Linked DNA regions of Mus musculus: all the other regions are linked to region 1. Evidence: chromatin loops called from intact Hi-C (ENCODE). Cell type or tissue: left cerebral cortex. All regions are shown on one strand. Each heading gives the region's core, and the rest is flanking DNA. Links, peaks and the distances in the headings are about the cores only.

What was found. Hi-C counts contacts between places; a loop is a spot of excess contacts. Peaks named below come from ENCODE experiments on the same cell type or tissue, not always from the same donor. Only the 100,000 strongest peaks of a DNase experiment are listed, where the experiment ranks them.
Region 2: it touches region 1 in a loop (8-fold over the local background); 7 of 42 quality-filtered maps call a loop at or near these places.
Region 3: a loop joins it to region 1, with 2.5 times the contacts of the local background. A loop is called at or near these places in 2 of 42 quality-filtered maps.

Annotation. Positions count from the first base shown.
Region 1 is chr3:34,193,036-34,203,533 of GRCm38, forward strand. No RefSeq gene overlaps it. Among named protein-coding and RNA genes, the nearest start is that of Gm52623, 68 kb to the right of the region's middle. In left cerebral cortex, for the core only: a CTCF peak has its summit at 5,401; DNase peaks (open chromatin) are centred at 2,802, 4,310 and 5,379.
Region 2 is chr3:34,076,183-34,086,680 of GRCm38, forward strand. It overlaps Dnajc19 (DnaJ heat shock protein family (Hsp40) member C19), which reads right to left and starts at 5,172. Exons shown (of 6, transcript NM_026332.4): 1 at 5,004-5,172; 2 at 4,049-4,100; 3 at 3,902-3,975; 4 at 3,023-3,102; 5 at 2,593-2,663; 6 at 1,103-1,342. The coding sequence starts at 5,006. The coding sequence ends at 1,272. In left cerebral cortex, for the core only: no CTCF peak of the experiment used is centred there; DNase peaks (open chromatin) are centred at 3,805, 4,360, 5,153 and 5,789; H3K4me3 peaks cover 1,937 bases; H3K27ac peaks cover 1,431 bases.
Region 3 is chr3:34,099,245-34,109,742 of GRCm38, forward strand. No RefSeq gene overlaps it. Among named protein-coding and RNA genes, the nearest start is that of Dnajc19, 23 kb to the left of the region's middle. In left cerebral cortex, for the core only: no CTCF peak of the experiment used is centred there; DNase peaks (open chromatin) are centred at 5,291 and 8,720; H3K27ac peaks cover 186 bases.

The DNA.
Region 1 (10,498 bases), core at 915-8,914:
ATAGCCATTTTTACATGTGTTGGAACCGTAGCTCATTGTGGGTTTTTGTTTTACATTGGGGGGGGGGTGCAGAAGCACATGTGTACGTACCTGCCAGAGCATATATGTTGCAGTCAGAAGACAACCTTTGGGAGTCAGCTCTCTTCTTGCATCCTGTGGGTTTTGCGGATTGAAGTCGGGTGCTCAGGCTCAGTGGCAGGTGCCTTTATTCACTGAGCTGCCCCTTCGGCAGCATGCAGGGTTTCATTCATGGGGTTAGGTGGCCGCTCGCTTCCAGACAGCTGTCAGATTTGTATACCTTCTTTCGTGCAACCTCTGTTTCAGTCTGCTGCCCATTGTTATTGGTTATATGTTGCTCTTTAGTATGTTTTCTGGACATATTCTAGACGCCACACCCTTTTCAGATGTACACTTACAAGTATTTCCTCTCTTCTGTAAATTTCCTTTTCTACTGTTTATTTCTTTTAGTATATCACAACACTTTGGAGAGCCTCCCACTCTTCCTTCCTTCCTTCCTTCTTTCCTTCCTTCCTTCCTTCCTTCCTTCCTTCCTTCCTTCCTCCCACTCTTCCTTCCTTCCTTCCTTCCTTCCTTCCTTCCTTCCTTCCTCCCACTCTTCCTTCCTTCCTTCCTTCCTCCCACTCTTCCTTCCTTCCTTCCTTCCTTCCTTCCTTCCTTCCCTCCCTCCCTCCCTCTCTCTCTCTCTCTCTCTCTTTCTTTTTTCTTTCTTTCCTTCTTTCTTTCTTTCTTTCTTTCTTTCTTTCTTTCTTTCTTTCTTTCTTTCTTCCTTCCTTCCTTCCTTCCTTCCTTCCTTCCTTCCTCCCTTCCTTCCTTTCTTCCTTTCCTTCTTTCCTTCAGTCCTTCTTTCCTTCTTTCTTTCTTCCTTATATAAGGTCTTATTATATAGACAAAGCTGACCTTGAGCCCAGAGAGATCTCTTGTGTTTACCTTCTGAGTACTGGGATTAAAGGCATGCATCACCACACCTCATCCACTACCCCTTTGACCCCTTTTTTGTGATAGAGTAGCTCAGGCTAGACTAGAACTACTACAGAGGCTGCAGTGGCCTGGAACTCCTCCTCCTGCTTCAGTCTTCCAAGCTCTAGGGTTAAAAGTCTGAGTCTGATTTACAGGTGTGAGAGCCAACGCATAGAAGACCAAAGCCACCAACTTATTGTCACTGGGGCTCAGCGAGTCTGCTTTCTGATTTTGTGTCCCTAACCACTTCTCTGATCCACTTTTGGTAGGTGTGCTGGCTAGATTTTTGTCAGTTTGACACAAGCTAGTGTCACCTGGGAAGAGTGACCCTTGCTTGGGAAAATGTTCCCACCAGATTGACCTGTAGACAAGTTTGTGAAGATGTTTTCCTTAGTTAGTGATTGATGTGAGATGGCCCAGCCCACTGTGGGCAGTGCCATCCCCTGACAAGTGGTTCTGAGTTTTATATATATATATATAAAGAAAAACAAGTTGAACAAATCATGGAGGGCAAGCTGGTAAGCAGTGTTTCTCCATGGTTTCTTCCTCTGTTTCTGTCTGGCTTGCCACAATGGATTGCAATAGTGACACTGAAGCCAAACGGACCCTTTCCTCTCCAAGTCCCTTTTGTGTGTGGTGTTTATTACAGCAAAAGAAAGGAAAAGGGCAGTAAATATCTTTCAGGGGAAGGGCTAGTAATCTTTATCTTCATTTTCTGGTGGTTTTTATTGGGTCAATTCCTAGAGGTAGAATAACTTGGTCAAGGGCTACATAGAATTTCTGACTCCTAAGATGTGTTCTATATTACCCTCTGTGAGCTTCATGCCAAGTCAAGTTTATACCATGCTTGGAAGAGCCTGTCTGTTCACTGGCACCTACCAGTTAATAACCTTGAATTTTCTATCTTGAAATGATGAAGACAGTCTAAGGCTCCAGGGCTCTCTGATAAACAAATGAAGGCAGTTCAGTCCAAGACAATGTGCAACCATTGACTTCAGCAAAGATCACATCATATTCTTGTTTCCTGATCCGTACATAAATGACCTTTATGTTATCATAGTGCTTCCATTGTGTATGTGAGTGTACACTAAAGCCGCTCATGCCCAAGATCTGGAAGCCATTAAGTTCGGTCACAGGTGCCCATCCAAATGTGGCCTCATTTTGACAATTGCTGCCATGGCCAATATTTATAGTATTTTTCAAGCTTTCAGGCAGTTAAAAGCCCTTTTATATTAATAACCTTATATTGCTCTGTGGTTTAAAATAGCACAGAAAATTTCCCCTACTCACATAGGTTTTTATCTAGTATTAGGTGTATTATGTATTGTATGTGCAATGTTAGGCTGTATTTTCAGTTATGGGGATAACTGAACCCTGGTTTTTATTCCTAAAAGATACTTTCTTTACAATCACCCTGAATTCAAAAAGCAATGAACTAGTGGCCAGAAAGTCTAGCCCTGTTTTCTATTTAGGAAAGTTGTGGGCAATTCTATGGCAATTCTGTTGCAATAGCAGAGGGTAAAGGACTTCAATTATACCTGCAGTCATCTGGGTGACTTTGATTAGAAATATAAAGTAACCCCCGAGATGGGATGAACCAGAAGCACCCATTCCCTTTCTGAAGGAGCTTGTTTTCGCTGGTGTCTGAGAGCATCATCACTGCGTCCAGTGGGTACAGCTCAGACTCTAAGCTGCTTTAGGTTCCTAACGGAATTGCCATGCTGGTCAGGAACCTGGAGCAGAGAATAAATACCATCTTCCACAGCACAGCATCAGAAGCTTGTGCCGTTTGCGATTCTTTTCCATTTTTCAGTTTTTAAGTGTGACTTGGTAGATGCTTTATCCTGAACACAATGCTGCCGTTAATAGCGAATGAAATGACTGAGACGGTGCCGAGGGGGGAAAGGAGTAGGCGGAAGGATTTCTAGCCGACCACTGCAAACCACAGGCTGCAATTATCTGCAGCTGAGAACAAGTCGCTTTTAATGTGTCCATTTGGCCAAAAGAGGGAGAATTATAGAGACTGCTCTCCTCTCCCGTCCTCCACTCTGTTTTCTTCTCCATCTTTATGTAGTTTATCATCCATAATTTCAGGATGTATTTTGCCTCTTTAGGCTGTTTTATCTATAGGCTTATGAGGTCAGTCATGTGTGAATTCCTTTGTTAGTCATCTCACCTTTTGCCTTGATGATAGAAAATTGATCAGGCCTAAAGTACAAGCTCAATAGACAACCCTCTTGGTCCTTTGTCTAGGAGAACAGCTACATTGAAGGCCACGAGCAGGTAGCTATTAATATGACAGGCGCTCTATCTCCCACTGTAATTTATAATGAAATACCTAATCTCCATTATTTTGATCCAAGCAGGCGATTCCATGAAAAAGTCTTTTCATCCAGTTCCCAATGGCTGTTGCATGAGAAATGGCAAACCAATAATTTTTGTCAAGTTTTTTAAGCCAACAGAAATGCTTTTCCACGGCTGCGGTTTCAAAAGGCAGAGATAAAGCTCATTCACGGCGATGAATGGAGAAGCCATCTGGGGCTTTCTTTTTGACTTCCTTCCCTTTTCTCCATCCTTGTAATCAAATTTGAGCAAAATGAAATGGGGCTTTCTATGAAAGTACCTTTTGTTGATCTGAACGAGCTGGTAATTTACAAAATACCCTTCCTTTGTGAGGAAGGCTAAAGAAAAAAAGAATCCGTAGCTTTTAAAGCTGGGCCTTAGTGGGACTCTAAATGCAATGAAAGCAGTCTGTGTGGAGAGATTGAAATGCATTTCAAAGCCAGGCCTGACTAGGGGGGCACGGAGAACAGACCTATGAGCGTTCCCTAGGAAGGGAAAAAAGTGAATGGAGAATGGGAGAGAAGCGGGAGCTGTGGACCGGGTGTTGAAGTTACCGTGGCTCTGTGGACTCAGTCGTCTCCAGTGGGGCCGAAGTTGGACGTCTCGCTGTCCAGGAGACTGAGCGGTCTGAGCAGGGAAAGTTTGGAGCTCCGCGTGATTGGAAAGAATGAAGGTGTGAGGATTCTGCCAACTTTTTCCTTTCTCTGCGTGTGCTGGGATCTTGTGGGGACTGCTTCAAGAGAACCCGCAGATGTGAGTTTCCCGACGACTAACACTTACTTCCCTCTTCTTTTTGCCTGCTAGATTTCTTCTCACCAACCCCTCTTCACCCGTCGGAGCCAGAAGGATGTGTGGATAGACGGCTTAAGAACAGTAAGTAACGTGAGCTGTTTTCTTCCATCCCTGTTCAGGATTCGTTGCAACAGAGCTGAGGTTTGCTTGTTGGAGGCGTTTGGGATAAGCACGCACTCCTTGAAGGGAAGGGAGCTTCCTGCCACGTTTGCGTTGTTTGATGTGAATTCTGGTTGACTTAGCTGGTTTTTACTGGTGACAATCAACGTTCTCAGTGCTGCTTCCTCTTGTGATCTGTGATGCTGAGCTTTGTGTGGCATGGAACATACGCGTGCTAGTGTAGTAGTTTAAGATACCCTGTGAGTATCACAGGCACTAGCTCTGGGGTTGCTTCTGTGAGCTAAGCACCCCTTGTACATTTCCCTTTTAAGTTCCAGTCATCATGATTTCTCTCCATTTATGCATGAGGTAAAATTGTAGCAAAAATTATGTGAACATATTTTCTCACAATAAACATCAGAGAGAGAGAGAGAGAGAGAGAGAGAGAGAGAGAGAGGAGTTGTTTTGCTACTTAAAAGTCAAACCATTTTAAAGGTGACTTAAGCAAAATGTCTTGTCATTTAAACATTTCAATGAACCATAATACAAATAACAAAGGTAGTTTCCTGTTTGAGAAAGGGAAAAGTGCATTTTTAACGTCCCAGAAGTCAGACAGATCAGTTACCTGAAACCTTATACTTTGGATTAGAGCCCATGCCACAGGTAATCTTAAAAAGGCAAACGGAACATTGGCACTTGTAAGTAGCCACAGTGTTATTTTAAGTTTGAGAGGTAGCTCAGCCAGAATGGCATAAATGAGCACAGCCAGCTCTCCTGTCTCAGGGTGGCATGAAAAGTGTTTATACTGAAGACCACATTTCAAAGGTGAGGCGCAGAACCCCACAGAGGCAGCCTTCCTGCTCCCAGAGCCAAGAGCAAAACAACCCAGTGAGATCAGGGGCTTTAAGGACTGTTTAACTCTTTAGACTCTTGGCTGAAGGTTTGTTGTTGTTATTGTCTAATAGAGAGATGCAATGCACAATACAGGACTCAGGTGGTCTCACACGAGTCTTGATGAGGGACAAGCCATGTCCCTCTGACGGTTTGTCACATGGAATCTGAATTCCCAGAGGATTGCCTCAGACAGGTCTGTTTTCCACACTCTGGCTGTTCCTTTTTGCCAACTTCCTGAAGCCACATCTCCAAGCCTCGAGGTTTTGAGTCATTGCTGCCTCCTAACGCCTGACTTTGAAACAGCATGCCTGGCCAGCTGCCGTGAAGGTGGCACTGGGGTACTGGTTTGTGCTGGTATTGCAGTTTCAAAGGGCTTTACCTCTGATTATAACAGTTCCTGGATAGTAGACTGAAACCTGAGGGACGGGGCTGGGCACAGGAGGAAGAGCAAGTCAGTTAGCGTGTAGTAACCTATCGGTGAGGTGGTGTGGTACTCTATGTGCTGACCCACATCAGTATCTGGGAACGATGCCTTACAGTGTTGACCCCCATCATTGCTGACCCTCGGCATCGATAATGTGTGCTGTTAGCTGGTCTCGTGTACAATCAATATCTTATTTTTCATAACTTTTCTTGAGGGTTATCAGAGTGCTTCTGCTGAAATGGACATACTTTATGTTAGGTGAAGTGTCTCTGCAAAGAAGGTATTAGAAATGTGTAATCAGACCAGAAAGCCCATGGGGCCTAACGGTTCAGCCCGTGGATGCTTAGCTGCCTGCTTAAAGTTTTGAGAACCTCTGATGGCTCTTGGTGGTAAAGCCGTGAGAATTTCTGCTTCCCTCTGGTTTAGACAGTGTTGTATAAGATTGCTGTCCGTGTGCTGGGGACCTGGAGAGCTGGTTAATCCCTGAGTAGTGACTGGGTCACCAGGATCATTGCATTTCTGGCTTGCAAGCCCCCTATTCTTTGACATAACAACTGATATACTACATATTTTATTCTTTGTAAAGCCAAAGCAACCGCCGATCAGCTAATTCCAGGGATCTTAGGAATCTAAGATCTGTGGGGTATCTTCAAAAGTTACAGGAATAGAGGGTGAGATTTCTGAGAGGTGCTGGTGAGTCTGAGACTTTTTTGAGGGTTTTGGTGTCCTGCCTTCTTGTTAGGGCTGCTTGGAGACTTTTGTTAAGAGTCAAGGCTGTTTTCCATCACAGAGGCCACCAAACTTCCAGTGTTCTCGAGGGGCTTGGAGAACCTGAGAGGAGGCGGAGGTTCAAGCTGGACTTTACCTCCCCTGGCATGGAAGGGTCTGTGCCCTGAGGTTCTGATGGTCCCTAGGCCGCCCTACCAGGGGGTGCTTGCTTTCTGTTTTCAGGGTACAGAAAAGGGGCTGGCTGGTCTTAACTCTAGGCTCTGTGAGTGCTGCTCTGGGCTGTTCACTGTCATGTTGGTAGAATCTCACTCTCTCTAGCTGTCACATGGGATGCCTTTGAGAAGATGTGGGAGGTGCCCTCTCTTTGTAAGCATGATGATTGGTCCACTCACCTTACATGGTGATGAGCAATGGGCTTCCTTAGACAATAACATCACTATAAACCCAGAGGCATCCAGGTTCTGTGGGCAGCGAGAACAAAGCACACGCATATTTTGATCAACACTAAGATTGGTCCAGTGACCCATGACCCTGGAGGGAAGAGTACCAACTTCCACCATGCACTAAAACTGTAGTGGGAAGATGGGTGACCCAATACAGGACATACATTCTCTTGTAGCCCCACCTCTGCATGGGTTTTGATGTAGCCGCTGTAAATAATTAGGTCTAAGACTCAGGGACAAAGGAACCACACATATAAAAAGGTCACATACTAATTATTTTTTGAGTCAAGCTCCTTTAGACTCAATATTTATTGCAGCAGAAACAAAAGTGGAAAACCCCACCATCTCACACAGTAAGTACGTCACCCATGATGCTGCTCACCCTCACAGATCTAGAGTCACGGTCTCACAGAGGGGAAAGCAAGATCAGAGGGAGTCAGTACTGATGTCTGTTCATACAGGCATCGTGAGAGTGTAGGCCTGTGCTCTTCTCATGCCTAAGCATCTTTTGGGGTAACACAGATGTCTGGTGCTTTTTGAGGGGTAACACAGATTTCTGGGGCTCCTGTCCTGCCTAGTGTATTTATGTTTTCTGTCTTAGTTCGCTTTCTGGTACTGTGATAAAACGCCCTGGCTTAAGGGAGAAAGGGTTCATTTTGGCTCCTCTTGGCAGGGAAATCGTGGCATCAGGAGCTTGAGGGAGCTGGTCACACTGTGTGCAGTGCTGAAAAGCTGAGACGGGTCAGTCACACTGTGTGCAGTGCTGGAAAGCTGAGACGGGTCAGCACAGGCTGCTCCCAAGCTCCCTTTCTCTATACAGTCCAGGGTCCCAACCAGGGAATGCTGTCAGCCATGGTAGATGAGTCTCCAGATCTCTATCAGTGTGGTCAAGGGGCTGGTTCTAAGTTGATTCCAGATCCATTCAAATTGAAAATATACACTAGGAACCACATCCTCTTTTAGTTTGTGTTCCAAGACAGTCCAGAGCCATAGACCTCAATTCTTCTCTGAATTTGTAAAATCTAATCTGCTTTCATGGGTGAGAAAGCACACAGTGATGTTCCTATGGGGAGGGGAAGATTTACTTTGCATATCTTGTCAAACTCTCTTGAGCACCCCTGGTTTCCAGAGCACTTTCTTGGCTGGTCAGCACCAGAGGTTTTCTTTTTAAGTCTTTCTTCATGTTCCACCCAGTTCTCCATGTGTCTGATTCTGTTTCTGGACCCCTTTCTTCTGTATCCATCTTTAACCCAGTCATATTGTGGCACACAAGAGTAGTCCAGTTTGTCTTAACACCCAGATGTGAATATGTCTTAGCCCAGTGCCAAGCTCAGCTTAACCCCTAATTCCTGTATGGCGACAGTTGCTATCCTGCTTAGTGGTAATGGACATCCTGTGTGGGCACAAACAATCCCACCACATATTTTCCTTGAAGGAAAACCACATGGGTGTTTTGGACACTGCCCTAAAAGTGTATTCTTCAGCAGGACTTTAAACAGGACACCAGGACTATCTCTCCAACAGCCGTGCTCAGAGATTTCACTGTTTCTAGTTGCTGTGGTGACTGAATCAAAGGTTAAAACCCAAACTGAAACCAAACCAAAGACCTCATAAAAGGGTGAGTTCCCATGGGGACAAGACCAAGCTCTTAGAGACTAGATTTGAACAGAAAGCTTTGGTAGAGGAGTAAGCCCAGTTAGAACATGAGAAGGCAACGAAGGAAAAACAACTCGCCAAGAAACACCCCTCTGTGACGGAGTCCTACATGTCTTGCTTATCTCACACAGTTCATCCTTGTGGACGTGAAAAGTGATACTTTAAATTTGCACACTAAACAAGCAAGGAAAAGCTTATGCCAGAGATCATATCTAGGACGAGAAGATGGCTGGGAGGTGTTGTAAGATGGCAGCTGCATCTCCAGGATCAACACAGAGAGGTTTAGGTTTGCAATGGTCCGCTCTAAGGCGGTGATCACAGTACAGCATTTTCTGCATAGATTTTCCTTTAAGTCACTCAGTCCTTTGCTCCTGCCTTTGGTTTAAAACCTTGGTGTTATGTGGCTCATAGAGCCTTGACCATGATTCTCAACCACTGTAGGTCTTTTAGGAGATGATGTCAAGATCATCCACCATATGACATTGCTTTTCTTGTCATACGGAAGGCTTAAACTCACTGCCCGTGCTAATGACAGACTCCCTCCACAGCGCTCTGAGCCACGTCAGAGATGGAGGTATTTTTCCTCCTAGTAAGATAGTTGCAGACAGAGATGGAGGAGAGCATGTGCGCTAGACTACAGGGGCCTAGAAACATGAACCAATGCTTAGTGACTTGCAGACTCTCAGCTGTTGTTGCTATGAACAGAGGGAAGGCTAGGCACTCTGCCCAGGCACAGCTTTAAGGTGGGAGCCAGCAGGACACCCTTCGATGAAGATCTAAGCTCACCTTGCAGTGCTGAAGATCTAGATACAGGTCCCAGATCATGAGTCCCTCTTACCTCCTAGGGGAGTGACATCTTTATAGATACAAACTTCCTTGGACACATAGCAAGTGCTTGGCCATCTATGGTTTACAAATGACATCTATAACACAATTTTATCGCCCTCTTTTTGGGGATCATCAGGTGTGGCCAAAGAGAGAATCACTTTTATGTCCTCATAGAAAATTTAAGAAAGAAAAAAAATCACTGTCTTTTAATTTTCTAAAATTAATTATTTTTTAATTTTATGTGTATGATGGCTGTTTCACCTGTTTGTATTTCTGTGCAGTATGCACACACCTGGCTGCCCACAGAGGCCAGAAGAGGGAATCAGATCACCTGAACCTGTGGCCACCATATGAGGTGCTGGGAATCCAACCTATGTCCTGTGCAGGAATGATAATTTGAACCACTGAAATGTCTCTCCTGCCTGTCACTTTTTTTTTTTTTTTTTTTTTTTTTTGGATAGAGGCTTCCATGTAGCTCAGGTTAGCTTCAGACTTGCTATGTAGCTGAGGGTGGCCCTGTACTCCTGAGCCTCCTTCTTCCAGTTCTCCAATCATGCACACCATGCCTGGTTTACGCAGTACAGGGGATCGAACCCCAGGGTTTCATTCATGACAAGCACTGAGATATACCTTAGACCCTGAACAAATAACATTTATGGTTTCTAAAAAACAAACAAACAAACAAAAAACAAAAACAAAAACCCCTCAGGTGTCTGTACGGCTAGTACAATCCACCATTTGTGCAGTGAGACAATATATATAAGCCAAGGGTTACAGGTATAGAGAGAGGAATGGGGAGAGAAAGGGGGAACTGTAAACACGAAGAACGTTCTAAAATAATTCACTTATTTGGAGGCTTTCCTCCAGCTTGCTAAAGGTGTTTATTTAGTACCCTGTCTGTGCTTTTAGGGGACAGAAAGTCTTTATAACCTAAAGTCATATAATTTTGGAGAGGCACATTGCTCAGTGAGTCAGACCCTGGATTATCGCCCTGGCTATGGGGATCAGCGGGCTTCTATTTATATTTCCAAAAGTCTGTGGATATATTTAATATAGTAACATAATTGTGAATTTTGGGAAAAAAAATGCAACTGTGCCATTGTTTTAATGACTGAGACGTTGTAAGCCAGGACTCTACATGCTCATCTTGGATTGCTTCCTGGGTCATTCATCGTCAGCACACAGAAGGCCCCGAGAAAGGCATAGGCATCCCTGCTAGACTGCATTTGGTATTAGCAGAGTGATGAGATTTTATATACTCATTTATAGAGGATCTAGGGAGCCTAGAGATGGCTCACATGTAGATTAAAAT
Region 2 (10,498 bases), core at 1,346-9,345, 120 kb before region 1:
CAAGAAAGGCTGTATATGACAAAGTTGGGCTACACTGCTTCCAAGTTTACTATTACAAAACACATAAGGCTTGTTCAAATAGAAGCATGTGACTAGAGAGCCTCACAACCTGTTCCCCTAGGAACAGTTTTTTTCTTTATTTGCTGTGAATAAGAATGAGACATACCTTTGGACCTCCCCCCCACCCCCCCAGCATGGGGGGGATTTGAGAGAGTTAGTTACATAAAATTTCTAGAATCTGTAGTTTTCTTCACACTCAAACTTTAAGGATTTTACGAGAGGGTGCATGATAGGAAATAACCTTTAGTGACCTTGAGTGAATCGAAACACCTTGATCTCTGCAAGCCGAGACATTAGCTCAAAGTGCACACAGTGTAAAGTGCTGACAGGTTAAGTGCTACAGGGGCCGCTGGCTAGGGGTTTTAGCTCCTGACCTGCACAGGTCAGCTTACATACTTTAGTATTGGCCGTCTAACTTGGGTGGTTTATAGTATGTAAAATATTAATGGTTGAGGTTGAAAATCAAAAGCATTTAACTGCTGGGATTAAAGGTGTGTGTTACACTTGGCTCTCAAGTTTTAAAATTGAGGGAATTTTACAGTCACATAAGCTTGGTCATAACTGAAAATCAAAACAAAGGAACAGCTTATCAAGTATTTCCAAGGGACTAGCTAAATAACAAAATTGACAGGATCTATACACTGGAAGGTTTCTATTACAGCTTTAATGTAGCTGGGTGGGCTGACAGAGATCTACTGCCAAGTGGATCTCTTGAGTTCAAGGCCAGAATGAGCTACATAGCAAGTTGCAAGACAGCCAGAGCTATATAATAATTGAGACTGTCTCTCTCTCTCTTTTTTTTTAAATTGTCTTAATTTATCAAAATCTGAATTGCCCAGTGAAAATGCCTAAAGTACAGTGTTCAAGTACCTTGGGCCAGTTGTACCTTGAGTTTTACCTCCCAAAGGTGAGAATCCCATTTTCAATAGTTAATGTCTGTCTCAATTGACTGTAGTGGGGTATTCTCAGAGCAAGGCCTTAGCCTTGGAAAAATAACAAGTGCCAAATTTCTTTGCTAAGTCAGCAATGAACAGCATTTATAGTCTAATGTGTGTAATCATAATTCTTGAAATCCTTAAGTTTGAACAAAATATACCAAGACACTGATTTAGCTTTTGCCAAGCAATTTTCATGGGTTATAGCTCTGAGGCATTTTTATTACAAAACATGCTCATAAGTAGACTAATGGACTTAAAATTCATCAGATTACTTTATTTTTTAGCTTGTCCTTCTAGTAAGTCTTTAGCTTCATTGATTTTGGCTGCTATATAAGGAGATCCTCCTATAGAAGAAAGGGGATGGGGGAGACACAGTTTAGAGCACAGATTCTAAGTCTTGTCAGAAGCATTTCAAGGATTCCAGGGTGTAACAGAAATGGTATCTTCATTAAGAAGCAACTATGATACTATAAATATGTCTCAAAATTAAAGGGTAAAATATCAGATCGATGGGAAATGAGATGTTTTCACACAAAAGTTTACCATTTTTCAGAAATCTTTTTTTCAGAAGTCTAAATAGGATTTGGCTCCTCCCACATACACACTTAACAGAACTCTATGCTTACTCATTACTGCATATGTGGATATAATCCACTGTTCTTCCCATAGGCTTCTAAGCTAATGTTGAAAGACTTATCTGTGTACCATTCTATAATGCTTCAGTTTTCCTCTCAATATTAGCTGACTCTTTGTAATGTCATCTAGATTTGCTGTCTACTAAAGTGATGGAGCAGTGTGGTCCTAACCCTATCAAAGAGGGGTCATCAAGAGGATTCTGGTAGAATGTGTATATGTGGACTCTACTACCATCCAGAACAGAATACTTCGAGGTCTGCAAGCTAAATTCTTTACATTGTGAAGTCACATACTAAACAGTTCTATTTAAATTTCATGTGCATGACAACAGATTTTTGTGGTCTGCTTAAAGAATCTGTTCTTACCAGTTAAAGCTACTTTGAAGTCTGTATTTGAATAAAAGCAAATACAGCTCATAGGTTTCCAAATAAGTATTCTGTCACAAGTGTCCACACATTAAGAGGCCCCTTAAGTTTTTCTTAATTAAAATTTAAACTTGGTTATTTATGAGTCTAAACAAAAATAATGCAAACCTAAAAAGTAAAACTCAAAACATAGCCGAGTTGGGGTGTGCTTCTTAAGCTCTGCTTTTGGGAATGAGGGAGGGTGGTCATAAGGTTTAGGCCAACCTTGGATGGCCTAAAAACAAACCAACCAAAATATCTAGCAGAACTGTAACCCGTTATTGGAAGACATTCTATCATAGACACAGAACCTAAAAGTAGTAGTAATGTTTACCGCTCCTGCCAAATCACAGTAGTTCTTACATTGTTGTTCATTATATCTTTATTTTGGTGAGACATGGTGTCACTGCAGAGAACGTCACCATATGTACTGAATTTCACTTAAGACACTACAATGTGATCCACAACTGGGAAACTGCTCACACACAGACATTCATAACACCAAGAATTAGCTATTCCATTAACAGTCCAGTATAGTAATAAAAGTTGCTTACCCTTGTCTGGGTGATTTAATAGCATAATCCGGCGATGAGCATCCCTGATCTTCCCTTTATTGGCAGTAGGGCTAATTTGAAAAGGAAAACATACTTGTTGCTTTAGTTTGCTTTAAGAAAACAAAACACCATGAACTATTACAGAAGTGAAGTTAAACATTGAGAACAGTAAAGCAACACAACTGAGAAGCTGTGTGTGAGACAGTAAAATGTGCTTCGTAAGAACCAAAAGTGCTTTAGATGTAGTTAACATCATAACCCTCATTCAACGCTTAGTTTGCATTCCAGAGTAGACTTTAGATTACTCCAGGCAGCAGTGAGCACTGTCCCAGTGTTACACGTGTGAGTTCTATCCCCAGCAACTACTTCATTCTCAATTACTACTAGGAATTACCTTACCCTACATCTCAGAACTGAGTAGACATCTTACCTTACACCTAATATTAATGCTGCTTCCCGTTTTGTCATTTTGGGTTCAAATCCACCTCTGTAGTACCCACCACCGAATGCCTGAAAGAAATTGAATTGGAAGAAAAGATTAATGAAGTAAATGGAAGTTGGTTAAATCTGTAAAAGAAGTGGTACATTTCAGGGAAGTACAAGTGTACTTCCCAAGGCACTTTAGCTTGACCAGGGGTAGCCAACTATTTTAAGATGTGTTAAACACCCATTTCTTGCAACTAAACTGGAACAGTGTCTTGAGAACATAAGATGGGAGGGGGGGAGGGGAGATGAGTGAATGGCAGCCACTCTCATCCATATTCCAGACAGAAACTTGATCCCCGTAAAACAGGAGTTTCAAAAGGTCTCAAAAGACGACCTGGAGATCTCGAAAAGATTCAAGGCAACAACTAAAATAAGACTTTATGGTAGGGACATTTATGCCATCAGAATCTTAACCTTAGTAGAGATCATGTACAACAAGGCCCTATGCTCCTGCCCAAGCTCCATGACATGGCCTCTCAAAGTCCTGACTAGCAGCAGCTTTGTGCTTTACACCCAGTTCAGAGCCGTTATCTAACATCGCTGCAAAGCTATCCTATGTGACAAAACACGAGGGAAGGCAGCTGGACAGATAAACCTGGGTCAACAGTATATGTAGTAAAATTAATTGCTAACTACCTGCTATCGTTCTAAATCTGCAAAGGCCACCCACCCTCAGTTGTCACATGTGAAAACCAACTCCCAGTGTGGCCCATTGCAAGGTTTACAACTCCACACTGAGCTCCATGGACCTGTGGAATTCACCTTACAGGCAAGCTCCAGGCTTCAAATACAGGCAAGTTAGTTAGCAAGAAGGTTCACTTACAGATTTTGGTAGGCTCTGAAAAACTTGTTTTACTTGAGGCTCCACATGCTTCATGGCTTGTAAAACATAACGGCCTAAAACCAAAAGCAACAGAATAAGCAAATCCATGCATAACCAGTCTGCTCCACCCCCAACCCACAGACAAACCTGCAAATCCTGCAGCAGCAATGGTCAACCCGACTGCTACCACTGTGCTGGCCTGTAATGGAGGAGAAGAGCAAGTCTTTACTACTCTTAATTGCTACCTATTCCGCAGCCAAACTCATTACGACCTTCATTTTGGTGAAAGGTGGGTTCTTTTTCCCTTTTGGGGCAGGATTAGGGATGGAACCTAGTGTGTGTCTCATGCTGGTAAGGTGCCTACAACTCCAGCCTTTCTCAAAGTTCCAACACTTTTATTCTGAGGTGGAGTCTTGCTAAAATTGTCCAGGCTGCCCACGAATTTGCGACTAGCTCTCTAAGCAACTGGGACTTTACAGAGTGCAGCACAGGGTCTGCTGGAAGAAACATTTTTTTTTCTAATAGAAATATGTCTTTAAAACTACTGCAGTTGGACGTGGTGCACATTGGCGGCTTGCATTTAGTCCCCGGACTTGGGAAACATTGGCAGGTGAATTTCTGTACGTTCTGGGACTTCCAGGACTACAAAGTGAAACCCTGTTTAAAAAAAAAAAATTAAACTACTGCAATTTTTATCCACAATTTATTGTCAGAGTATGGGATTTTCACCAAGAAGAAAAGGGTAAGTCATCTTTACCCACAACAGTAAGATGGTGATTTTTCAGCCATGGAAGAGAACTTTAACCCTTGGGCATTGGAACCCCTTTCTAGTTTAGACAAGACCGGTGAAAATAAGATTTCTGCTGGATTTGGAAACAGTGCTTGCAAAGGCTCCCTGATCCCATAAGGTATTTCCACCGTAAAGAGGGGAGGAGTGCGGAGATGGTAGTGGGGTAACAGCCCGACCTCCTAGGAGGCACAAACGTGTGCCTGCCTGCAAGCAGATAAGGGGTGTCAGCTGGAGCCACCGGAGGCCGGAGTAAAGGTCAGTCTCCGTATCCGCCCAGCGCCCCTTCGGAGCCCGTCAGCGCCGACCACTCACCATGACTCCACTCCGCGGCTCGGCACCGCGCGCTCATCCCAGCGCGAGCCCACCGCCACGGTACAGCTGTGGAGAACGACAGGGCCGAGCCAGCGATGCCGCCACTTCCACTAGCGCCGCGCAACACGGCAGCGGCGCCGTAAAGTGCGTCGGAACTGTCGCACAAAGTGCCGCACAAAGGGCCTCACCAACTCCGGTTGACGGAGAGGTCGGACTGGGGCGGGACTGGCCATGCCCTCTGCCCGGGATTCCTGACTTGCAAGTCCAATATCCGGCCCTAAAACAGGCTTTCCCGCTAAAACCTATCTCCCTAACTTTGCTTTATATAGGTTATTCCGCCCACCCCGTGGAAGTAGCGTTGTTTTTCACATGAGGCATTTATTTTGTCTTCTGTGCATCTTTTGCTACCCTGGGCTGTCGCCAGTAGATGTCAAGAAGCCACAAGGCTGATCTTCATGGCCTGCAGAGACATCTTTCTTCTTCTGGCTTGGAACGTAGTTAGATCTATAAACATCAGAAACGATATGGAAAATGATTTTTTCCAGTCTTTTTTTTTTTTCCATCTTCCTTCCTGATGTCTGCTTCAGGCTATGTAGATTTGTTCACTAAAAATACAGCTCCTGTTGTGTGTTCACCATGAATTTTTTCTCTCCTGTTTTAGCCTGACTTACTATTTGTGTAATTAAAAGAGCTTCTTGTACCTGTGTTGCTCACAGCATGTGGTTGTTTGGCCTAAGCATGGCAAATGCACTTGACTAGAAGGAAAGTGACTAGGAGCTGTCTTTTTGCATAAAGGCTGTAAGTTGTGAGAATATAAAAGCCATATGTGACCCCAAGGGAAGCTAGAAACTAAGGTAGCTGTTCTTTGTCAATGAATTCCTGTTAATCTTGCCAGTCTTCGCCTGCTACTTCCCCAAGCTTCTCCCCTTTGTTGTCAGAAGACCATTGTGTGAATGTATCATATTTTGCTTATCTTTCCGTTTCTCATGGGTTGTTTCTGTGGTGTAGCTGTGGGGAGTGTCATGTCTGTGGGCATGGATGTACAGAAACTAGGCAGAGACTTATTCCTTTCTCCTGGCTAGGTGGGCAGACATGAAATCCAGGCATGCTGTGAGGATTGGACTTTCACTTGTCGTGCTTTGAATCTGAGCTGTCTCTCAGAGGCTCATGCATGGATTCGTGTGTGTGTGTGTGTGTGTGTGTGTGTGTGTGTTTGTGTGTGTGTGTTAAGAACTCATGGCAGGGATGTGTTAGAGGTAGGGTATTGGGAAGGTAACTGGATCGAAAGGCTCTAAGAAGATGAGTGGATTGATCAGTTGGTTCTTGGCTTGGTGGATGGTGGGAGGTGATGGGGACGTAGCTGAATCATAGTTATGCGGAGCAGGTTCTTGTCTCTAGCTCCTCCCTTTCTTTGCTTCTTGGCCATCATTCATCTCTGCTGGTAGGTCCGACATTCCCCATCCTAAGGTTCTGCTTCACCACACATCCAGAAACAATGGGATCAGACGACTATGCCTTGTCAGCTCTGAGACTGTGAGCCAGTTATTTTTCCAATGTGAGGTAATTCTGTCAGTCATTTTGCCACAGCAAAGGAAAGGTGAGCAATGTAGTTACTGTTATATTCCTGAAAGGGAAGGTAGTTGGTGGATGAGGGCCTCGATCCACATCCATATTTGATAGTTTCTGGGTTTTTATTGAATTGCAGGCATCCTAATGAGTATGAGGTGGTAACTCATTGGACTTTTGACTTGAGTTTCTTTTGATCAATAATATGGAGTGCCTTTTTATATGCTTAATAAATATGTATATGCATCTTTGGAAAAAATGTCTATTCAAGTCTTTTGCCCTTGCCTTTTTTTGGGTAGTGATTTTTATTTGTTCAGATTCAGGAGTTCTCTGTGTGTTCTGGGTATCACTTCTCATTTATATGGTGTGCTATTATTTCTCCCATCTATGTGATGCATGTTTACTCTGCTGGTAGTGTGTATCGAGGTTCAGCATCCTAAAACTTTTTATAAAGTCCAGCTGTCTGGCTTTTTGGTTCTTTGTTGTTGTTCTGACCTGAGCCTTTGAGTCTCACACAAAACCATGGCATGAATGATTTGCCCTAGGTTTTCTTTTAGGGATTTTGTACTTTTCAGTTTTGATCCAGTCTGAGTTGCCTTTTCTGTTCAATACATTGGGCAAATGGCTCCCTCATTTTGCATACATGTGAGTAGTGTCCCAAGCACTGCTCGTGGAGATAGCTCTTTACTTTTTAAATGGTAGAGGTGAAGGAGAGATTTCAGAAACCGCCTGTGGGGAGAGTTCTAGTGAGCATCTGACATCTTTTGTTGTTGTTGTTGTTTTCTAGGACAACCATAACAAATTTCCACAGGCAGGGATGTTTATGAAATAGAAATGTTTTGGTTTTTCTTTTTTAATTCCAGAGGCTGAACATGTAAGATCAGGGCACTGGTGGGTGTAGTTTCTCTCCTAAGCAACTTGTAAAATTTAAAAAGGAGGAAAAGAGGAAAACTTAAAATCATCCTCTCAAAAGAAATACTTTACTTGCTTGCGGCCATTTCTGACTAGTCTTGTCTGGCTGAATGACAGCAATGTGTCAGAATTGCTCTTGGCTTTGCTTTCCCACTACTGAAAGCAAGTCCTTATCTCATGGAAGCAGTAACTGAATATTTCCAACTGATCACTGGTTTGGTTTACAAGCAAAGAAGTGATAACAGAAGTTAAATAGCAGCTAAGAAACCGCCCCCCAGGTGATGCTAACCGGGACTCATCTTTAATGCCAGATTTGAAGTTTGCTTTGCAAAGCTGGGGCCCCTTTTGTTCACGTTTGTACCACATCGTGAGGATGATAATATTTCTCTAGATGAAATTAAAAAAAATTGGTCAGGAGATACTGGGTAAATGATGTGTCACTTGATAGATGTTACGGTGGCCTAAGATGTCTCTCAAGGTACATGACAGTGAGAAGTTGCTCTCTTTTGGCCTGGCCTATTTCTGCAGAGGAACCTCTTTTGGAATGGGTTGGTTCTGGGTTTTCTGTTCTCTGGTTGGGTCAGGACTTCGGGCAGATGAGAGCATGGCTAGGACTCCACAATGCACACGCACTCTGACACATGCAGCAGGATGACCTGTGCTTTATCCGCTTTTCTAAAATGCATTGTTTGGTGAACCACATAGTGCATTGATTGTGCAACTAATGGAATATTTGAATATTTGGAAATTGTAATTGGTTTTGAAATGTACACTTAAATGTAAGTCATGCACAACACAGTGTTTGATCTGAATAAGAGAATTGTTCTTATGCTTTGGTCTTAACTATTCACTCCAATCCAGTACCTCAGCTATTCCATGGAATCCCAAGTGTGTCTTTAAAACCCTGATTGGTATACAGAGGCAGTGACTGCTTGCTATTCCATCCCTAGCTTTTTGAGGACACAGTTTTGATTTCCATAGCCACTGAGACTTTTCTGTGTCCCCTTAGAGGAAAGCTTCCAAAGGTGATGAGTTCAAATGTGACCTCTTCTCCTAAATACATTGAAGCTTTGCCACAATCTGCCTACATTTTTACCCAACTCTGATTTTAATGCTTGATATTAAAATCAGCTGACTTCAGGGGTCAAGTAGATGGGGTTTTGACAGCCTTCAGATCTGATTCTGTAGATCTAACACCATATGCTGAGATATGAGCAGCACCCAGAAATCAATTTAGGAATAATAACATCCCTGTTGTGGAGAGGTTTTCCTAGGCTTGATATTTTTCCATGGACGCAATGATGAGAGCTAGGTTGGCAGACACATTGGGCAATGTTGACTAAGCTGCTCTCCTGCCTCCAAGCCTCATTTGTAAAAGAAAATGTTGAAATGGGTCTTCTCTCAACCACTATTATTGTTTTCTCTTCTTCTTTGTCTCCCCCCCCTTCTCTTCCACCTTTACCTTCTCTTCTTACATTTTCTTTACCCTTCTATGATAATTTGTATATGCTCAGCCCAGGTAGTGGCACTATTAGGAGGTGTGGCCTTTTTGGAGTAGGCGTGGTACTATAGGGGTGGGCTTTATGACCCTCATCCTAGCTGCCTAGAAGCCAGTCTTCCACTAGCAGCTTTCAAATGAAGATATAGAACTCTCAGCTCTGCCTGCACCATGCTTGCCTAGATGTTGCCTTGCTCCCACCTTGATGATAATTGACTGAACTTCTGAACCTGTAAGCCAGACCAATTAAATGTTGTCCTTATGGGAGTTGCCTTGGTCATGGTGTCTGTTCACATTAGTAAAACCCTAACTTCTTTCTTCTCATTCTTCTTTTGGCAGTTGAAACCAAAGCTTCACACATGTTAGATAAATAATGCACCACTGAGATCCAATTCAGCCTGCAAAATTCTTGTATTTTCTTAAACTGTCTTTTTGAATAAGGTAATTGTATAGAACACTTTGTTTTTAGTAGCCACACTTTGATAAATAGAAATGGAATCATGTTGTATTAGAGCCCAGGAATGATGCCAGCAAAATAGAATACTCTTTAGTCCCTCTTCCCCACAGGAATGCCAATTTGGTTGTCACTAACAGATGAGAGTTCCTCTGTACGAGTCAAGGAGTCTAGAGGAGAAAAAGGGGTGAGAAGGGAGAAGAAAATGAACAAATATGGAGGTACACTGAACAGGGTAAACACATCCCCTCAACTGCTGTGAGTTGGTGTCCTCCTCAGTGATGGTAACACTTCCCAAGAGGCTTAATGATTTCTCATCTCACTTGCAGTACTGAGGGGTTTGGCAGCAATGAGTAGTTTGTAGGCAGCAAGAGACAGAGAGGCTCATGGCAATTGGGTCCAGGGGCTGAACAGAGAATGGAGCTTTCTGCTAACCATGGCCAAAACAACAGCTCCAAGGGAAGTGTGCTGAGGGGGAATCTAATGCCCTTTCCTGGGCACAATGGGTACTGCACATACATGGCAGATAAACACACACACTCATGCACACACACATACACACTCATGCATACACATACACACACACACACACACTCACGCCAAACACACAGGTAAAAATATGTCAGCCTTCCTAAATGTCCCAGAGACCCAGGTAGGCTTCCACATCCTATTTTACAGTTCCCATCATTCATGTTGCCTCAAAGCCCAGTTAGTTGCTTGCCAGAGACCAGAGCCTACCTCCTGGACCATTTTCTTCCCTTTGGGACTAACCAGAGCCCTGCCAGCTCCCTGATTCCGACACTCCAGTCAATCCATCTCGTCTGTAGACTAGATCACAGTGCCAGGGGAAATGTATTCCATGCTCCTTGACCAAGATGCTGAAGACACCAGACTGTAAGTGACAAGCAGAAAATGGGAAATAGAGGCTTAGCCTTAAATGCCAGACAGATAGAGGATGTGGAATTCTCAGCTCTGCTATGAATCAGCTCCTCCTTGAACAATGTAAAGACCTCTGTTGATAGAAGAAAGGTGACATAAACAAAGAAGAAGGAAAAACTGAACCTG
Region 3 (10,498 bases), core at 1,204-9,203, 94 kb before region 1:
AGTTCTCTTTAAAGGTAGATGACAAAATCCAGCATGTCACAAAACTATGTTTCAAGATGGTAAAGCCACATCTCACATCATCACCAGTTGTAGGAAAAACCTCAGATAAACAACAGCCATAGGAGGAAGAAAATCAACCAATATGGCCGGAAATGATTTAAAAAAAAATCAGTAGACAGGACCTGAAATTGCAGCTATACGTTTCACACGTACACTCAAGGATCTTGGTGGAAACACAAGGATGACCAAGAAAGAAACTTAAGATATAAAAGGACCCATAAAACCTACAGGGTGGGATGGGCTTCTGCTGGGCTTGTGGCTTGCTGACAGTGTGACTGTTGTCCCACTTGACTGTGAGCTGGCACTACACACTTCACAAAATGGCTTTCATAAAGTCAAAGAACCAAGGTCATAGTAAATGTGTGAACTCAGGAGCAGGGAGCTCAGCTAGGGGCAGGAGCAGGGGCAGGAGCAAGGAGCTCTGCTAGGGGCAGGAGAGATGGCTCCGTGCTGTGAATCCTGATGACTTGAGTTCAGTTCCATGAACCTACATGGAGGTGGGAGAGAACTGACTCTTGCAAGTTGTCTCTTGATGGCCACGCACAGGCTGCAGTTCCCACACCCCTCATATTAAGTCAGTCAGTCAACCAATCATTAATCAATCAATCAATGTGGAAAAGAACTTTAATTTGAATAAAAAAGAAAGAAAACCAATCACGAACTTATTTTAACCATGGTGTGCTTTGAGAAGAAAGACTTGGGACTGTCAAACACCCAACTCCCAGAGTTAGGGAGTCAGCTAATTTGGTAAAGTGTTTGCCATACAAGCCTGAGGACCTGAGTTCTGTCTCTAGGACCCATTAGAATCCATGTAAAGAGCTAGGCTTGGTGACATGGTTTACTGGTCAATCAGTTTACTGCAAGCTCCAGGACTCAGTAAGAGACCCTGCCTCAAAAATGAGGAGCTAGAGAAAGGACCCAAAGAGCTGAAGGGGTTTGCAGCCCCATAGGAGGAACAACAATATGAACGGACCAGTACCCACAGAGCTCCCAGGGACTAAACCACCAATCAAAGAGTACACATGATAGGACTCAAGGCTTCAACTGTATATGTAGCAGAGGATGGCCTTGTCGGACATCAATGAGAGGAGAGGCCCTTGGTTCTGTGAAGGCTCAATGCTCCAGTGTAGGAGAATGCCAAGGACAGGGAAGCGGGAGTGGGTGGGTTAGTGAGCAGGAAGAGAAGGGATGGGATAGGGGGCTTTTGGAGGGGAAATGAGGAAAGCAGATACAATTTGAAATGTAAATAAAATATCTAATAAAGAAAGGAAGAAAAAAGCAATTTAAGAGACATATGTTACTTGATATTATTTCATCTGAATTTCTTCAGTGTTCTCAATGAATTTGTGGCCAAATAAATCTGTGAATAAAAAAAAATGTGGATGGCACGTGGTACCTGAGAAATGACCCTTGAGCCTGACCTGGGACTGTACACAAACACGAGTACACACACACACACACACACACACACACACACCACCACTACCACACACTCCCCTAAAGCTGATAAGAATATAACTGTTGGGTCTGGAGTGATGGCTCAGTGGGTGAGAAGATGCTTAGCTTTTGCAGAGGCCCTGAGTTTTGTTCCCAGCACTTACCTTCATTTCTTTCATGTTCCTTCCACCCTGAGTTTGTGGTGTGTCTTTGCCTGAGAACAGGGCTTGCCTTTAGATTTTATTCCAGAGGAAGATCAGTATCCTGATGTGGGCTGAATTTGGAGGTAGAGCTGAACTCCTCCATCTTTATAGCCAAGGCTCTGAACTAGAGTGAAAGATGTAGAGATCCCCAGACAAAAGGCAAAAAGATTCTCTCTCTCTCTCTCTCTCTCTCTCTCTCTCTCTCTCTCTCTCTCTCTCTCTCTCACACACACACACACAGACACACACACATAGGCACACACATACAGACACACACACACATACACAGACACACAGACACACAGACACACAGACACACACACACACACACACACACATACACACACCCCAGAAGAGGGCAGTTTTACTGAGATGGACTTCACCTGGCACACCTTAGCTCTCTCTTTAGAAGCCCAGTTTCACAGGTTTCATCAACTCAACCATTACCAGCCTCATACCAGAACATTGTCCATATCCAACTTCAAAAGAAGCCATGCACCTGTGGTGGTTTGAATGTGAAGGTCCTCTGCCCCATAGGCTTACATGTTTGCATGCTTAGTCCCAAGTTGATGAACTGTGTGGAAGTCTAAGCTGGAGGAGGTGTGTTGCTGGGGTGGGCTTTGAGGTTTCGGAAGCTCACACCAGTATCTCATTCTCTGCCTGCTGCCTATGGATCCAGATGTAAAGCTCCCAGCTTCCGCTCCGGCACCATGCCTGTCTCCTTCCCGCCATTGCTCATGGACTTGCCGATTGAACCAGCCTCCAATTTAGTGCTTTCTTTTGTAAGGGCTGCCTTGGTCATGATGTCTCCTCATAGCAATAGGACTGTGACAGAACAGGACACACCATTTAGCTTCTACTCACTTATTGCCCCGCCCCCAGCCTTAGGGAGTCACTAATGTACTTTCTCTTCATTTTTGTATATTCTGTGCATTTTAGATGAATGATGTCATTTGAACTCATGGTGTTCAGCGACTTGCTTCTTAGTGAAGTGTTTCTAAGGACCACCATGCTTTAACACAGGTCAAAACTTCCTTCTTATTGTTTTATAATAGTCTATTGTGTGGGTATACCGCATGGTTTTCCTTCTTTCTTTTCCCTTTTTCTTTTTCTTCTCCTCTCTTCTTGTCCTTCCATCCTTTCTTCCTTTCTCTCTCTCTCTCTCTCTCTCTCTCTTTCTCTCTTTCTCTCTTTCTTTGCCACTCCTCAACAAAGACACATATGGGATTTAGGGACTTTTAAAGATGCTGTTGCTGTGAACAACTGTGCTCAATTTTTTTATTTTTTTTGTCATGGATTAGGTTTTTGTTTCTCTTATGTAGGGCATAGAAACATACTTCCCATTTGTGTGGTAGGCCTGTGTTTAACACGTTGAGGAAATGGTAACCTGTTCTCCAGAAAACTCTAAAAACTCACTTTACTATAAGAGCAATGTCTACACTGACAAATGTTAAAATCAACTCTTTGGAATCCTAAACTCATTCAGAACTCAGGACTCATTTAAAAGAGGAAAGAAACCAGAGGAGCATCTGAGTGTCCGTCAGAATGCTTGGTTGGGGGAGGGGAAGGGGGAGGGGGAGGGGGAGGGAGAGGAGGAAGGGAGAGGGAGAGAGAAGGAGAGGAGGAGGGGCAGGAGGGAGGGGGAGGGAGAGGGAGAGGAGGAGGGGGAGGGAGGGGGAAGGAGAGGGGGAAGGGGAGGGAGGGGGAGGGGGAGGGAGGGGGAAGGAGAGGGGGAGGTGGAGGGAGTGGGAGGGGGAGGGAGGGGGAGGGAGGGGGAAGGAGAGGGGGAGGGGGAGGGAGAGAGGGAGAGGCTCTCATGAAGAAAGCTGGCGCTTTGCAGTAACCTAACAAGTAGCCTAAACCTCATCTGTTGTGACAGAGAGTGGAAAGTGTGAGGAGATGCAGTTTTATATGTCTGAGCTAGGACATCCCTGACACCTCCCCACACTTGCCTACTCCACTTTGGCAACAATGTAATCTCCCACCCCATGTTTGCAGCAAGGCATGTCTTTGTTAGAGAAAACCAGGGTCTCCAGTTGAGCTACTGGCATATGATTGGTAATGAGGCACAGCTATTGCGAATCCCTGCCAATGTGAAATGGATTAGACAGGGGTTGTAAGCACAATGGTAGTCTCCATTTATTGAGCACTTACTATGGCTAGATTTGTTTGAGCCATTCATTATCTCCACGGGGGGTGGGGGCTGACAAAACCTATAGGGATTGGATGACCTCTGTGTGACCTTCAGCTCCAGGATTAGGTCAGAAGCAGCATTAGGCAGTGTCTGGCATAAATATGTCTGTTGGCACTTATCTCCATCATTATCTTGGAAAAATGCTCTCTGTAGCTCTCAATGTGTAAAGCTTGGGGTTGGGTGGTAATGGTTGATCCAACCAATGCCCCCCTTCCCTGATCTTCCTCCACATCCTCGAGAGTGTGTCCTGAACCATCTGAACTCTTAGCCCCTTCCACATAGAACCCTGGAAGAACATGTTCCTTTCTCCGCGTGTTTGACACAAACAGAACAAAAGGACCCATCTGAAAGCTCTTGAGAAAGGGCCACCTCCCTAGACAGTTTTGTGTTCTCAGTAAAACTGAGACCTGCCTTGTGATTAGATAAAACAGTGGTCATCTGCTTCATCTTTTGCAATCAGCTTGGTTAACCCGGAAGTTCTGAGGTCTTTTGCCAATAAATACCCAGTATTACTTGCAAACCTAGGCTGCAAATAGGAATTTAACAAAATGGTTATTTTCTGGTTTGATCGTGGGGTGTGTTTTTTAAAAAGGCACTATTTTATAGGTTCACAACTAAGCTCCTGCCACATTTTCACTCCCTCCAATCCTTTTTTTTTCCTAATTAAATAACTGGAAAGATGTGTAAAACCATTAGCTCCAGACTAAACAGAACAAAAAGGTAATATTTAGATTAATATATTTTTAATGGACAGTTTTTTTGGAGGGTTACAGGCATGGGAACAAAATTAAAATTGCTATATGGTTGCCACACTTCAGAAAAAGAGTCAAGTTTAATGATAAATCTGGCCTTAGAGAGCCAGCCAGAATGGATAGGGTCTGAATAGGATTTAAAAACCCAACTGTGTGCAGAAATTAGAGTTTTGCCCTGAATCATATGGAATTACAGTGCTGGGTGCGTGTGCCATGCCTACACAATAAAGCCCAAAGGAAGCAGCTATTTCTGTTGGTTTTATTAAACCAACCAAGCAATTTAATTCTTTTGTTCAGGAGAGTTCTACTTCATTGATTAACAAAAGCAGGGATATAATTTTTTCAGCCTTTTTGAAAAGCCTGAAATGTCAAGCCTTTTAAAGCAGATTATTGTGCCTCTGTGCAGTGAATACAGCCAGAGTAACCTTTTGTCTACAATTAAATATTCTAGCATAAATATAAAAGAAAATCAGAGATGGGAAAGATTGACTCACAAGAGATTGGAGAGGTAGATCCTCACACTGATAGCGAAGCAGCAGCTTGCTTCTAATTAAATATGCGGCTGACTCTCCATGCTCTCGCTCGCTAGCAGCCGCACAGAGGAGAAGCGGCTGAGGAGAGGAAGGAAGGAGTCTATCACATCATCTCTCTGTCCACAGGCTTTCCTTGGGGCTTATGAAGGTATTTTAGAATTTTTATATTGGCATTTTTTTTTCAGGGGAGATAAAGGTGGTGAACCCTCAAGGGCAGCCAGACCTCAGTCTTGAAAGTTTAGGCTTGCTTGCTGTTCAGCAGCTGAGCTTCCTAGATCTCTTCCTAGTCAGAAACCAAGGTTGATAGTGATGACTTTGGTTTTGAGGGTTGAAGCCATCCAGTTAGGTAGGCTGCAGTGCAAAGTGACCTTTTTTGTTATTTTGAATTGGGGCTACTTATTGATTTTCCTCTTCTTTAGCCTATCGCATGCTAAAGTCTTTAATGCATATTTCGCTATTTGTACCTTGAGAGTATGAACCCAGAAAGCCAAATTCCAGTTAGTATCCTTTAGCTGTGTCTAACAGAATGCATTTTAGAAAAATGATAAGGCTTGCATTTGGACTCTTGGATTTATTGATATTCATAAGCCTTTCATCTTCATGCACACTCACGCATCTTCAGAGAAGTACTTAAACATGGCACTCGGAAAACGCTGATGGCACGGAATAGGGCTGATCCTCTTAGAGTCTGCTGCTTACACAGAAAAACTGGAAAATAATAAGAACTGAAATCTCTACTCTGTAACTTTGCCTTTCCATCCCAGGTCTTGACATTATGGAGAGGAGTGGGTTCCCTCCGAGGGCTGTTGCCTGTTGCGTGTCTGATATGCACATAGAACCTTTCCCCGTTTGTAGGTGCAATTTATGTTCGGTTGTGAAAATACTTGATTGCAGATGGGTTTGAAACAACATTGGAATTCAGTAGGCTTTTCCTTTGTGTATTTACTGTACTAAGTGTTCCCTGGGTTGTGATTTTGAATACAATCAGACACCTGGTGCCTTTTGGAAGCGTGCCACTGAGAAAGGCTCCATATTTGTAAATTAATAGTTTGTACCACTCAAAAAAAACCCGATTGGGGCAATAATTGAATGTTAGGAATGGAGCTTACATTTTTTTCCACCTTGTAAGATTTCCCCTTTTAATAAGCAAATTTCTCAAGTAACAGGCTCCACTGAAGGGAGGCAAACTCCCAATAAGTCTTACTGTGCTATTTGCCTTTCCTCTGATTAGCGTAAAGAGTGTGTTCAATGCAGTGTTTAATAAGGACTGTTTAAGCCAGGGTTCAAACTTAGCCTTCTGTAGGATATAGGGAAATGTGTTTGGTTGTCAATACTAAATTATTAAACTTTATACAGAAAACATCAAGCTACATTAAAAAATTATGAATTTTTAAATGGAAGTAACACAGTTTGATGATTTAAGAAGTTAAAAATGTGACAGGCATATTCCATAAGGGTAGCAGTCTTTGTAACAATTTGCCCTTCCTAAGTGTGGTCTACAATAGCCACCCAGGCTTTGTGTGTTTAAAGTGGAGTTCTCCACCTGGGATCAAGTGTATGGTAGAGATGTAAATGTATAGCTGCATCTGTCTCGTATGCCTATGTAAAGTGTAGTTTGTATCTCATATTACCTATACAATTTAAGCACACTTTGTTTTGGTTTGGTAGGAATTAAGCATGCTGGTATTTCTGGGGAGAAGGATGTTTCTATAAAAAGGTATTTCCTCCCCCTGGGTGAGAGATACCATAGTGATCAAGTGTTAATTCTCTGGCCAGAAATAAATAATAATAGCAAGCAAACAAAACCAAAGAAACCAGGAAGCAAAGAGCACCGACAGCTCCTATAAAATGATGACGCCGACCTTCAACCTCCACTGACAACTGCGAGGTTTCATACTTGAATGTATCCTTCTTTTCCACTTCAAATGTGCAGTTGCCTTTGATATATATTTGTATCGTAAGTTATTTAGCGTGCAACTGGCCGTGTCTCTGTTCTTTTGAAGGAGTGTGTTTATGCTCCGATGAGAGCACGGATAAACCGTTGAGGTATTTCCGAAGTTGTCTGCCTGCGATGGGGAAAGGTGATTTGCTTATGCAAATGAAAGACGACTGCTCTGCCAGCCCTGGCTTTTCCTGCTCTGCTCGCCTTTCCCAGTTTTACTTTTGATTAACACAAAACAAGAGATGAGCTGTCACCTCACCTGTGAATATGTTATTTTCAGCAAATCCAAAATCAAACCGAGGTTCTGGTTACTTTGATTTTATTTATTGTTTTCTTTAGAGATGCTGGTGATCTAGAAACATTTATGCTTAAAAAACAAGTTTCATAATGACTACTTCAAAATGCCTAGAAACTTTTCTCATCCGATATCAGGGTTAAGGCAGTGAGTTCCAACCACGGATTCAGTGTAGGCTCCGAGAGGATGCTAATGATAAAGTAAAGCCCACCTGAAGCACCACGGGCACGAAGCACCGTGCTTTCTCCCAGTTCCTTATCAATGCTTGCTGTTAGCAACACTTTGTTTCTATCATTAATTTTCTAAAAAAAAAAAAAAAAAAAAGCCCCTCTTATTATAATATTTGGCTTCTTTTAATTGTAATTCATGGGATTTAATTTTGAACATTTGGCAGTAAAATGCCAAACACTGAACTGAATGGCTGTAGGGGAGTCAAATTAATTATAAAGGACGGCTCATGTTCATTTACATTTAATTTTAACGACCAGTTTAAAATTATGATTTGAATTACATTTTTATTTAAAAACAAGGTTTGATTACGTGACACACGATTCAGGATGAAAATTATGGGACAGAGAACAGGAGAAGTGGTCTGAATGATGGCACAGGGCACACCGCCGTTGCCTCATTCACCAATGGTGTGGCATACAGAAGGTCCTCAGCCTGCAGGGATGTCCAGCGTTTGAGGAGCAGGGAGATGCTGGGGAGGAACAGAAATGTAGATTTCTGCTGTCAGGTGCTGTGCTGGCTGCTCAGGGCAAGTTAAGCTGCACAGCAGCCGAGTAGATCGATCAGCAGGGACCCTGGCACACAGGCAAGCAGGGCAGACCCTGATTGTACATTTCTTGTTTCAAAAAACCATTCCATTCTCTCCCTTCCCCTCAGTGTCACCACTTTCCTTCATCTTGAAAACTTGGAGCATCACATCAAAAAAAAAAAATTAAATCTATAGATTTTTAAAGACTGCATAACATTTCCTATGGATTAAATTCACTGAAGAGTTGAATACCCAGGACCTTGCTTAGGGTGCTGAGAACATGTGCTTTCCACATTAGTGTTCCTGCTGCTGTTACTCCCTGCTTCTGTGTGCTCTAAGGGAGGAGGGGGAGGCTTGGGCTAGGACGATGGCTTTGGAAGCCAGTGCTGAGTGTCCTTCTAATGAGCTACTATCTTGACAAGCAACCAGACGTGACTGGGCTACAGTGGAAGAAAAGCTCAAAATAGCCTCTACAGTCCATGACTCACCAGTATGTATGTCCCTAAGTAATGTTTTTGCCCAAATGGTGCTTAAAAATACTGATAATATTTTGCCTCCGCTGGAATCATGTGGTGATCAACTGTGGGTTCTCAAGAAAGCAGCCCAGACTGATGAGAAGTCCATGTCACTCAGGACCTGCGGCGGCAAGGAGCAGAAGTTAGGGTTTCACTAAGGACTCAGCAGAACTGTGGGAAGCGATCATTTAATGTTTGTGTCTGCAGAATTCTCTGGTCTAGGTAGGGAAGCCAAGGCACACATTTGGCATTTGTTCCTTGGCAACATTGTGGCCTTTTCTATGGGGATGAGCTACTGTGCTTCTCTGTGTTTGTCCAAAGATAATGAGTAAAGTATTAGTCTCAGTTCCTAGTCTGAGTGCTACCGGGGCAGGGCCACAAACGCACACAGCTTGCAAGACCTGTAAGGGATACGAGAAGGCTTGATCTTGGGCCTCTGCTTCCATGCTGTGAGTTTATGGTGTTAGGAGAGGTGATTATTTTCTGTGTGTTTGGTTGATATATTTTAGCTCATGTCATGGCTTTGGGGAGACAGTTATGGTGGGAGGCTTGGAATGGGGTTTGGGCTTCATAAAGCTATGCCTCACTGTGGAGAGGGAAACGTCCTCTGGTATTTGCTTTGGAAAACAGGAAGAAAGGGAATATACGTGGATAAGTGAGAGAACACCTTTTCAGGAGGTTTCTGAGGTACAGAGGGGAAAGATTTTCTATGTCCCTGAAGGTGACCACCTTGTAGTCATAGCCAAAGTGGAGAAGGCTCACATGCACAATGCTCAGAAACCCAGTGAATTTTATTTCATTTTAATTACCAAGTAGATTATATTCTTCAAATTATAAAACTCTTTGTCCTTCAAAGTGCTCGGGGACACTAAAGAAATACTAACTATGGTAAACTTTGTATTTGCCTCAATGAACCCCTGTGATGATTTAGGGCTGTTTCCTAGTTTCCAAGTTTCGATGTTTACAGATACACTTATTTGTATTAATACATTTTAACCTTGGGTGATGTGTGCGGTGTATAATGTATCTATATTAGTGTGCTTGCACATGTGTATGCCTCGAGGCCAGAGGTCAGCACCATCTCTTCCTCAGTCACTCTCCATCTTGGTTTTGAGACAGAGACTCTCACTGAATCTGGAGCTCATAGGCTCTGTAAGTCTGGCTGTCCAATGAGCTTCAAGAATCCAACCAAGCTGGGGTTACAGGTACACACTAGCACATCTGGCACTTAGGTGGGTGCTGAGATCTCAACTCAGGCCCTTCTGCTCAAGAGGCAGACATGTTACTCGCCGAACCCTATATATAAAATATTTTCTTCTCCTTTATGTAAATGGCGACATAACATGTCTACTCCCCGGCACTTTGTTTTCTCAAGTAATAAATGAAACTGTTCTTCTTCATAGGAATTGGTAAATAAATGAAAAGGACTCACTGTTCTGTGTTTATGGATTTCCCTGAGGATGCTCCACAAATCATGGAAGCAGTTGCCATTGGATGCTTAGTTTGCTTCTGACCTTGCCTCTGATTTAGAGGTATCAGCACACTCTGGGGGGGGGGGGGATAGTCAGAATGTGAAATGTTGCAACCACTGTGAGAAGCTGGAGATCTCCTCAAATGTCAAAGAGTCACTGTGCGACCCAGCAGCTTCATCTGTAGATATGTAACTAGCTAGCTGAAAGACTTTGTGGGGGGGGGGGGGATTTGCAGTCTTATGGCGTGAACACTGGTGCTCACAGCAGCATTACAAACGGCATCCCGAATGGATGACAACATTCGATCTGTGAATCAATAGTATATTACTCAGCCCTAA